Linked DNA regions of Mus musculus: region 2 is linked to region 1. The links are chromatin loops, found by intact Hi-C in ENCODE. Cell type or tissue: gastrocnemius. All regions are shown on one strand. Each heading gives the region's core, and the rest is flanking DNA. Links, peaks and the distances in the headings are about the cores only.

The links. Hi-C counts contacts between places; a loop is a spot of excess contacts. Peaks named below come from ENCODE experiments on the same cell type or tissue, not always from the same donor. Only the 100,000 strongest peaks of a DNase experiment are listed, where the experiment ranks them.
Region 2: it touches region 1 in a loop (6-fold over the local background); 22 of 42 quality-filtered maps call a loop at or near these places.

The regions. Positions count from the first base shown.
Region 1 is chr10:44,291,248-44,293,747 of GRCm38, forward strand. All of the region lies in intron 3 of Atg5 (autophagy related 5), which reads left to right. Among named protein-coding and RNA genes, the nearest start is that of Atg5, 24 kb to the left of the region's middle. In gastrocnemius, for the core only: a CTCF peak has its summit at 1,166 (motif pointing right); no DNase peak of the experiment used is centred there.
Region 2 is chr10:44,452,443-44,457,857 of GRCm38, forward strand. It overlaps Prdm1 (PR domain containing 1, with ZNF domain), which reads right to left. Exons shown (of 7, transcript NM_007548.4): 2 at 4,183-4,428. Among named protein-coding and RNA genes, the nearest start is that of Prdm1, 3.6 kb to the right of the region's middle. In gastrocnemius, for the core only: a CTCF peak has its summit at 2,541; no DNase peak of the experiment used is centred there; H3K4me3 peaks cover 1,851 bases; H3K27ac peaks cover 1,868 bases.

The DNA of each region.
Region 1 (2,500 bases), core at 1-2,500:
TTATTTATTGTGCTTCCAACCTGTTTCAAGTAGAGAAGTTACAAAGGGAAGGCTGTGGGAGAGGTGGAAATACACTGGGTTCCTGCATTCATGTTTCCATTTGCATCCATTTGGTTGCAGAAAGGTGTTGACTAGGACGATTTAAAAATAAAATTTGAAAAATACAAATAGGTTAAGGCACTTTCTCCCAATCTGGAAATATTAAAATGAAGAGGCTTTGAAAGAGGCTAAGAAATAAAGGAAATTACTTAGGTATAAATAATCTTGTGTCGCTGACAAGGACAACTTAGAAGGAGTTAACTTCTAGGATCTAGGTTATATTTTTAAGGTCATGTCTCCTAGATACCACATCAATAATGTTTGGACCAATTTCTTCTTTTTACTTCAGTAGAGTGATTTGGCTTATGTTAGCTTCCTACATCCTTTGAGAAAGCATCCTGCCTCCACCCATCACTGGGGGTTGAACCAGGGGTCTTGGGCATTGTAGGCAATTCTCTTCCTCTGAACTTTATTCTCAGCTCTCTTGAAAGTCTTTTTCCCTCCTAGTCAGGATCTCTGTATCCCAGGCTGATGAATGCTCACTCTGTTATCCAAGCTTGTGTCGATCACTGTGTTTCTGACTGTGGCCTCTCAGCTGTTGAGATAACAGGTGTATGCCAGTGATTGCCTTGACAAGAGCTTCAGCTCATGACTTGAACTGCTGTCAATCTGCTGAACAGTTTCCCCTTAATCTGTTCTCTAATTTCCTAGTTGCTTATTTTAATTTGCCCAAATTATAACAGAAAGCTATTTAAGAAAAGTAGTAGACAGACTGAATGTCCAACAAGTTAAAGGACAAGCCTAGCATAACGGTCATGCTTTTAATCCTAACACTCAGAAGGCAGAGGCAGGCAGATCTCTGAGTTTTAGGGCAGCCTGGTTTACATAGTGAGTTCCAGGACAGAGCTATATAGAGAGGCCCTGTCTCAAAAAAGAAAAACCGTTATTGGTGCATAGATAGGTTCTAGGTCATAGTCCTTTGTAGGTTACAAGTGCTTTGTCTTTGTCATGGAGCCCAGCCCCAGCCCTCATGCATTTGTGTTGCTAACTTTTAAGTTATCTGAGATACAGAAGTGTTGGTCCATCTGAAAACTGTCCTTTTTGGAATGACCTAACTAGACAGCAGAGGGTGCTCTAACACTGCAGTTTAAGGAGTGAAGTTTCGTATTACTGAAACTTAAGTATTCATTACGTGTATTTGATACTTGCAGACTGTAATTATCTTAAGAGAACAGTTCCATATTCTCTGAAGGCTACTTTGGCAGTATATCATATTAATGGGTAAAATCAGTTGGGTTTGTTGCTCAATAGGAGAATACTGGCCTCACCTATACAAGGCCCTAGGTTTAATTCCCTACTGCTGCAGGGAAAGATAATGGGGAGAAGAAAGAAAATGAATTATATCTTCAACATTTGAGTAAAAAATTAAGAAAGTTCTTTTGTTTTGGTAATTGTAAGATAAATATATCTCTGCTGTGATTTTTAAATATTGTATAAACCATTTTCAGAATGGGGACTGTAGAAGTAAGAAGTTAATACTGACTTCTGAATTGAAAAACAAACCAAAAAATCCTGCTGACCTTAAACGTAAATAGGATGCAGTGACTGAGCAGCACGTGTGACCTCCAGTGCACACTCACACAAGATGTCCAGTGCACACTCACATGCAGCTCTCTTGAGAACTCGGGATGCTCGTCACAGTTTGTAAATAATGTGGAGATTACTCCCTTGGCTCCATGTTTTGTCATTTTTAGCTTTTCCATTCATTTTTGTAAGGTTGTGAGTTTGGGGAATTTAAAAAAATATTTTGTAAAATGGGCCTTTTCAGGGTCAGGGTCAGACTCAGGTCTTGTAACTAGGCGAGAGTACATTTAATTACTTGGGTTTTTTGTTGGTGTTGCCCTTGATTTACTCAGTAAAAAATAACTTGTGAATCTTCAATGTGGTGATTTTTCTGGGTAAGAGGCATTTATATCTATGGCATGACTTGGGGCAGTCGTGTCCAGTGTATGGACCATCCATGCGTGCCCACCCATGCCATTTGAGTGCTTGTGCAGTTAGAGGACAACTTTTGGGAGTCTGTTCTCCAGCTCAGTCTAGGATTGGTAGGTAGCATTAAATATGCAGGCTTGTTTGACCCTCCCTCCCCCCCTCCCTCCCTCTCTTCTTTCATTCCTCCCATTCATTCATCCATCCATCCATCCATTCATTATTGAATGCAGGGTTATACATAGCCCTGGTTGGTGTCAAACTTTCTGTGTTGCTGAAATTAAGCATTGAATTCTGGATCCTGCCTCCATTTCTTGAACGCTGGGATTATAGACAAGTTCAGTCATGCCTAGAGGGTTTTGATGCTTTTTGTAATAACTATTCTGAATCTGTATTAAGAGTCTGTAACTGTATATGATATACATACATAATATTATCACAGACCAGGGGGTTTCCTGCTCTTTAGGTGAGT
Region 2 (5,415 bases), core at 1,424-3,923, 160 kb after region 1:
AAATGCAATATTAGATTGTTTTTATGAGTACAATAGGACCTTGATATTTAAAATTCCTACTATACACAGAGCTGAAGAACACGAGGAAATTCACACTGATAGGTAAACAGAGACACACAATTCAGCATTCTGAGGTTAGAGGAACCCTGTAGCTTCGAAATCACCTGTCTCACTAGGTGTGGTGTGGTGCATGCCTCTAATCATAGCATGCAGGAAGATCAGCAGCTTGTGGCCTGCATTCCGACTACAGACATCTCAAGATTCTATCTCAGAAAAAAGAACATCAAATAAACCACCTATAGCCATCTCAAGTTCAGCATGCTAACAACACACAATAAACACCTTCACGTCTAATCCATGTCTGATTCCTTAATCAAAGAAGACATAGAAACTGCGGCTCTAAGGTTATGGTGATTGTGGGGTGTCTTAGGATGGGGGTAAGAGCCAGGGTTGTTCTTAATGGAAAGCAGGAAACTGATCCAGATGAGTGTCTTAGCCCAACCCATCTTCCTAACCCATTGTTTACAGTGCCCTACCCTAGGAACAAGCAGAGGGCACAGAGAAACTTGACCTGTGCTTTGAGTTGCACACTGCTAAAAAGACCAAGAGTGTGCTCACCTAACTGAGGAAAGAAACTTCACTGGAACTGACCAGGGTCCTAAAGAATTACTCCTGGGGACTGGCTGCTGTGTGCCTTCCCTACACCCATCAGGAAGAGAAAGAGGCCTCCTTAGGCTGCCCATGCTTCAGCCCCACGGAAGCTCTTCATGGCTTGCTTGACTTGCGGAGCCGACCCCTCTGCCACCTGGGCACATCTGTCTCTGTCAGTGGCTTTGGCTATAGGACACAAACTGGAGCTCAGAGACAAAAAGCAGAGCTTCTTTTTAACTTTAGAAAAGAAAGATTCCTACAGTGCAGGATGGAGTGAGTGGGAGTGGGAGTACAGAATGAAAGTCGGATGATAAGGGCAGCATAGGTCTGTTTGTTTGCTTTCAAAACAAACAGCCATTTAGAGAGTGTTCGATATAGGAGCCCAGTAGAAAGCAGGGGGATTTGAAAGGAGACACTATTCAGTTCCAAAAGTGGCCTGAGTTTCCTCACTTCAAATTAAGGTTACTTTAATTACTTGCTGTTTTTCCCCTCCCCAAATCTCGCCCAACAATTAGATTTCCTTTCCTGTATTTTTACTATAAGGGTATAGACCGAGATATCAAGTCTGTACTTCAGTCCAGTTTTCAAAGGAATTAGCAGGTGTTTTTGAAAGGTCTCCTGCTTCGTGTTATCTTTATGTGAAGGGAGATGTGGTGGCACTCTGGCACATACTACCAAATAAAAAAGTCCGGAGGTGGAATTGCATGTTGTGCTGAGATTCCATACAGATGGCTCAATTTAATAATGGACTTCAATCAGAATGGACACCATGTCCCTAGATCTGCCTGATGTTTGTCACCACTCAACTTCAGACCAGAGTCAGAGGAGCCACACAGTGCCTGAGGACAAGCCACCTCAGCTGACAGCAGAAAGTTGTCCTGGATACTGCTCTCCCAATGTCAAAACTGATTTTTTTTTAATGCAGTCAAATATTCAGAGATTATTTCAGGAGGACGAGGGGGAAATCCCACGGAAGAAGAACCCACCCGGTTAAACGTTCTAAAAGTTTTGAAGAGTGTGCTTGTACTTGGTTTTAGATCTGGAAATAGGAAGTAAGAATGATCAAACGGCCCCAATAAAAGAACAGAATGATTCTGAGCCAGAGCTAAAAATTGATGTTAAGATCAGAAATACAGTTTGCATGTTTTGTTTTTAAATCAAGGGGGTGGGGGTGGGGGTGGGAAGGTGCTGACACATAGCACAAATTCATAATGAAAAATGATCTTGTTTTTTTTTTTTTTAAAAAAAAAGTCCCCAGGATGTCAGCACACAGTACATAAAGTAACAGCTTTTGCTATTTTAATGAAAACATTTAAAGATGGGCAAGCCAGATCAGTCAGATAAAAGCTACACGTAGAAAGGCCTTTCCCTGTTTCTACAGCTCATGGAACTCACAGAACTAACTGAACAATGGTAATGTAAACACTTCCTCCATCCTAGATGCTTCTGGCCTGGAACTGGTTTGCAGCTATCACACCCTCAATGGCTCAATTCTGTCCTTCTCTTTCACCACCCCAAGGGACCTGTCCCAAAGTTCAAAACAGAAGGCGCTGGAGAGAAGGGAAAAACAGGCCCACATTTTGGTGTATGCTTAGGATAGGATGATGCTTAAATTTTGTTTCCTGGTGGCTTTCATGATTGAGGACCGAAGAGGTGCTACCACAACGATTTGACTTTTCTTTCGGTAAAACATAGAGTAGGCTCAAAGAACCCTGACTTTCTGTGTGTTGTGAAGGGCACCCTGTCAGAAACACAAGAGCTGCCTCTTTCTGGTTGCTTAACATACAGAGATGGGAAGGAATTCAGCAGAAAAGAAACAGAATCAAACAGGCTTAGTGAAAAGCTGTGCCTGAATTATGCTAAGATAAATAAAGCCACAGTGACACCAAGAGGGACCAGAGTAGCATGATCTAGAAACACCTGGAGCAATCAGAGAACTTTGCTCCCAGTCTGGGCCTGGCTGTAACTCTAGCCTTCGGGGAAGTTGACTATCTGAACCTTGAACTAAATGATCTAATAGCATAACTCCGTTCAGCCATAGTTTTCAGTAGAACAACAAAAATTGAAAAACTTTATAGGGCTGAGCTGAGAAGGACTCTGAAGGAGAACAGAGCCGATGACAAAAAACCAGGAGTCTTTATTTCTATCCCAACAGGCTACAGAGACAACAGGACATGAATGGCCCTTTTTGAAGGGACCAATATTTAGGCAAATCTGATGGGGGGAGAACACACTACACCTTTTAAAGCCACAGCCAGACCTCAAATACCCAAACAAACGCCACATTGACTCCACGGGTTACATACTCAGAGGCTTTCTGTTGAGAAGAACATTGTTTTCAGAAAGAGGTATAATTAAGGGTGACCTCTGGGGTTACAATTTTTTTTGGTGGTATTTATACACAAACTACAATTTAAAATTTGCTTTTCATAAAACAAATAAGTCTCCCATCAGAAATAGAACAAAGAGTGGAGCTTTAGTGAAACACAAGGTAGAATTCCTCTCTTTAAGTTTAGCTCTCGGTCTTTGCCACCTCCCTCCTTCCCCCCCCAAACCCTGAACTGAGACACACAAACAGGAAAGAGACAGTGTTTCCCCAACTCTGGAGTTTCTTTCCCATGTTGTCGCTTAGGGAAGGAGGAAAGTGACCTGGCACTTTCATAATGCATAGTCCTAGGAGCAAATCTGGAATCCTTACAACACAGAATCCCTCCTTTCACTGCTCCCCAAAGACAGCAAGGATCAGAAACCACAGCACTGTGGGCAATGGTGATGGTGGGAAGTCTCCTGAGGGCTAGCCTCAGCAACTTAAGCCATCAGGAGAGCAACTGCAGCAGCCAGATTCTCAGAGCAAGGAGTTATTTTGCAAATCACTTCACAGCCGACTCTAATTGTTATATAAACACAAATCAGGTGCTCCTCAGGTGTTCTGTGTCTTTGATACAAAGAGTGTACCCACTTCAGAAGCCATAAAACATGGACCTGCCGGCCTGGCCCAGGCCAGGGAGCTGCCACAGGTAAAGGGTGGTTAGTGAAGTCATCCTGACAGAGGACACTTTTACGTGACCCTCTTCCTGGTTAATGCCATCTCTTCAGTTCATAAACACGTCAAGGTTTTGAGAATAATTTTAGAAACCCAGCTAATAAAGCTGGCTCGTTAAAAGAATAAAGCCATCTCATGAGCAGAGGAAAAACTTCTTTTTCTAAGGAAGTTTCTTTCCTTTAAAACTGTCATCCAAGAGGGCCAGGGGGTGAAGCACTGAGCCCTTTACCATGCTGCCCACCAGTGCTGCCAGTTAGCTTTCCCAAGACATGTCAACTTGCCAAAAAATTTAACTGTTTACTAATTAGTATAGGACAGCTGAAGGGAGGAAGAAATGAATAGGAATTGGTTTGAAGAGAAAGCAAGGAAAACAGCCACTGGAGCGATCAATTATTTGCCAATGCATATAAATTCTCACGGTTCTCAGAGATAGTAGTAGGAGAGCTGGCCCAATTGCCAGTCAGACTTCAAGAAGGCAGCCGGCTTACCTCTTTGCTGTTGTTGGCAGCATACTTGAAAAGCAGGTTCCTTGGTAAGGATGCCTCGGCTTGAACAGAAGTACCCCCGTCAGCGCCGGAATCCCAGGGGTGGTCGTTCACTATGTATGTACACTTCTCTTCAAACTCGGCCTCTGTCCACAAAGTCATATCAGCGTCCTCCATGTCCATTTTCATGATCCCAGTCTCTGCCAGTCCTTGAAACTTCACGGAGCCGGAGCTAGACTTGGGGGCAGCCTGGAAGAGAAGGGAAAGGCTTTTAATCCCCATTGTCCGGCGCTCCTGTGCCTCCCTCTTAGAGGCTATGACTAACACGGTGCTCTGAAGACTTTAAAAGCTTGGAGTACTTGTACAGTTGAGTAAGAGTCCAAAGCCGTGTAAAGTAGACTGCCTTGAAGAAGCACGGTTTTAAAATGCAGCCTTTGGCTGAAAAAAAAAAAAAAAGCGTATATGTATATGTTAACCTCATCGGGAGAGAAAGAACAGCTACCTTTGAACAATCCTTGGCTTTATCACTCAAGGCAGAAATGTGTTGTGGGCGCTGCTGCGTCCTGTGTCCCGGGACGCCCGGGGTCATGGCCGCCAGACCCTCAGAGCTGTGGAAAAGCTGTCTCAGAGAAGTGTCACAAACAAGGGGAGGAAGAGGCAGGGGCGCTGCCTGCGTCTGAATGAAGCTAAAAATGGAAAACACGTGTGGTGCAGGAGCGGAACCCAGTCTGCCTTTTCCAAATGGGGAAAACTGAACTTTCCCACCAGCTCCCTAGCGAAGCAACTTTCAAAACAACTAGGTCCCCTCCCTCTGCCGCGCGCGCGCGCGCGTTCAGTCTCTTTCATCCTCCAGCAGGCAAGCCTGAGAGGGGTTGCATCCTGCCAGCATCCTTGAGTACCAGCCTTCCCGAGCTCCCATGGACCACAGGAAAAGAAAAATTGGGGAAGAGGGAAACACCCAGCAGTTTTGTTTGTTTTTTTAATCCGTGGGCATCTCGAGCCAGATAGAAAAATTAAAAACAAAACATATTAAAAAAAAAGTCAATAGAATTCCCTGAAGAGAATTCCTTTAGGAGCCCTCAGCCACAAATAGCACTTTCTATTTAAATGTGAAAGTGCATGAATTCCCAGAAGTCACTGAAGTGGCACAGTTTACTGTAACTAAAGTTATACAGAAGACTTGGGGATCCTCCTCTTATCTGCCCTCGGAAAAAGTCCTTTCCAAAGAGGAAAAGC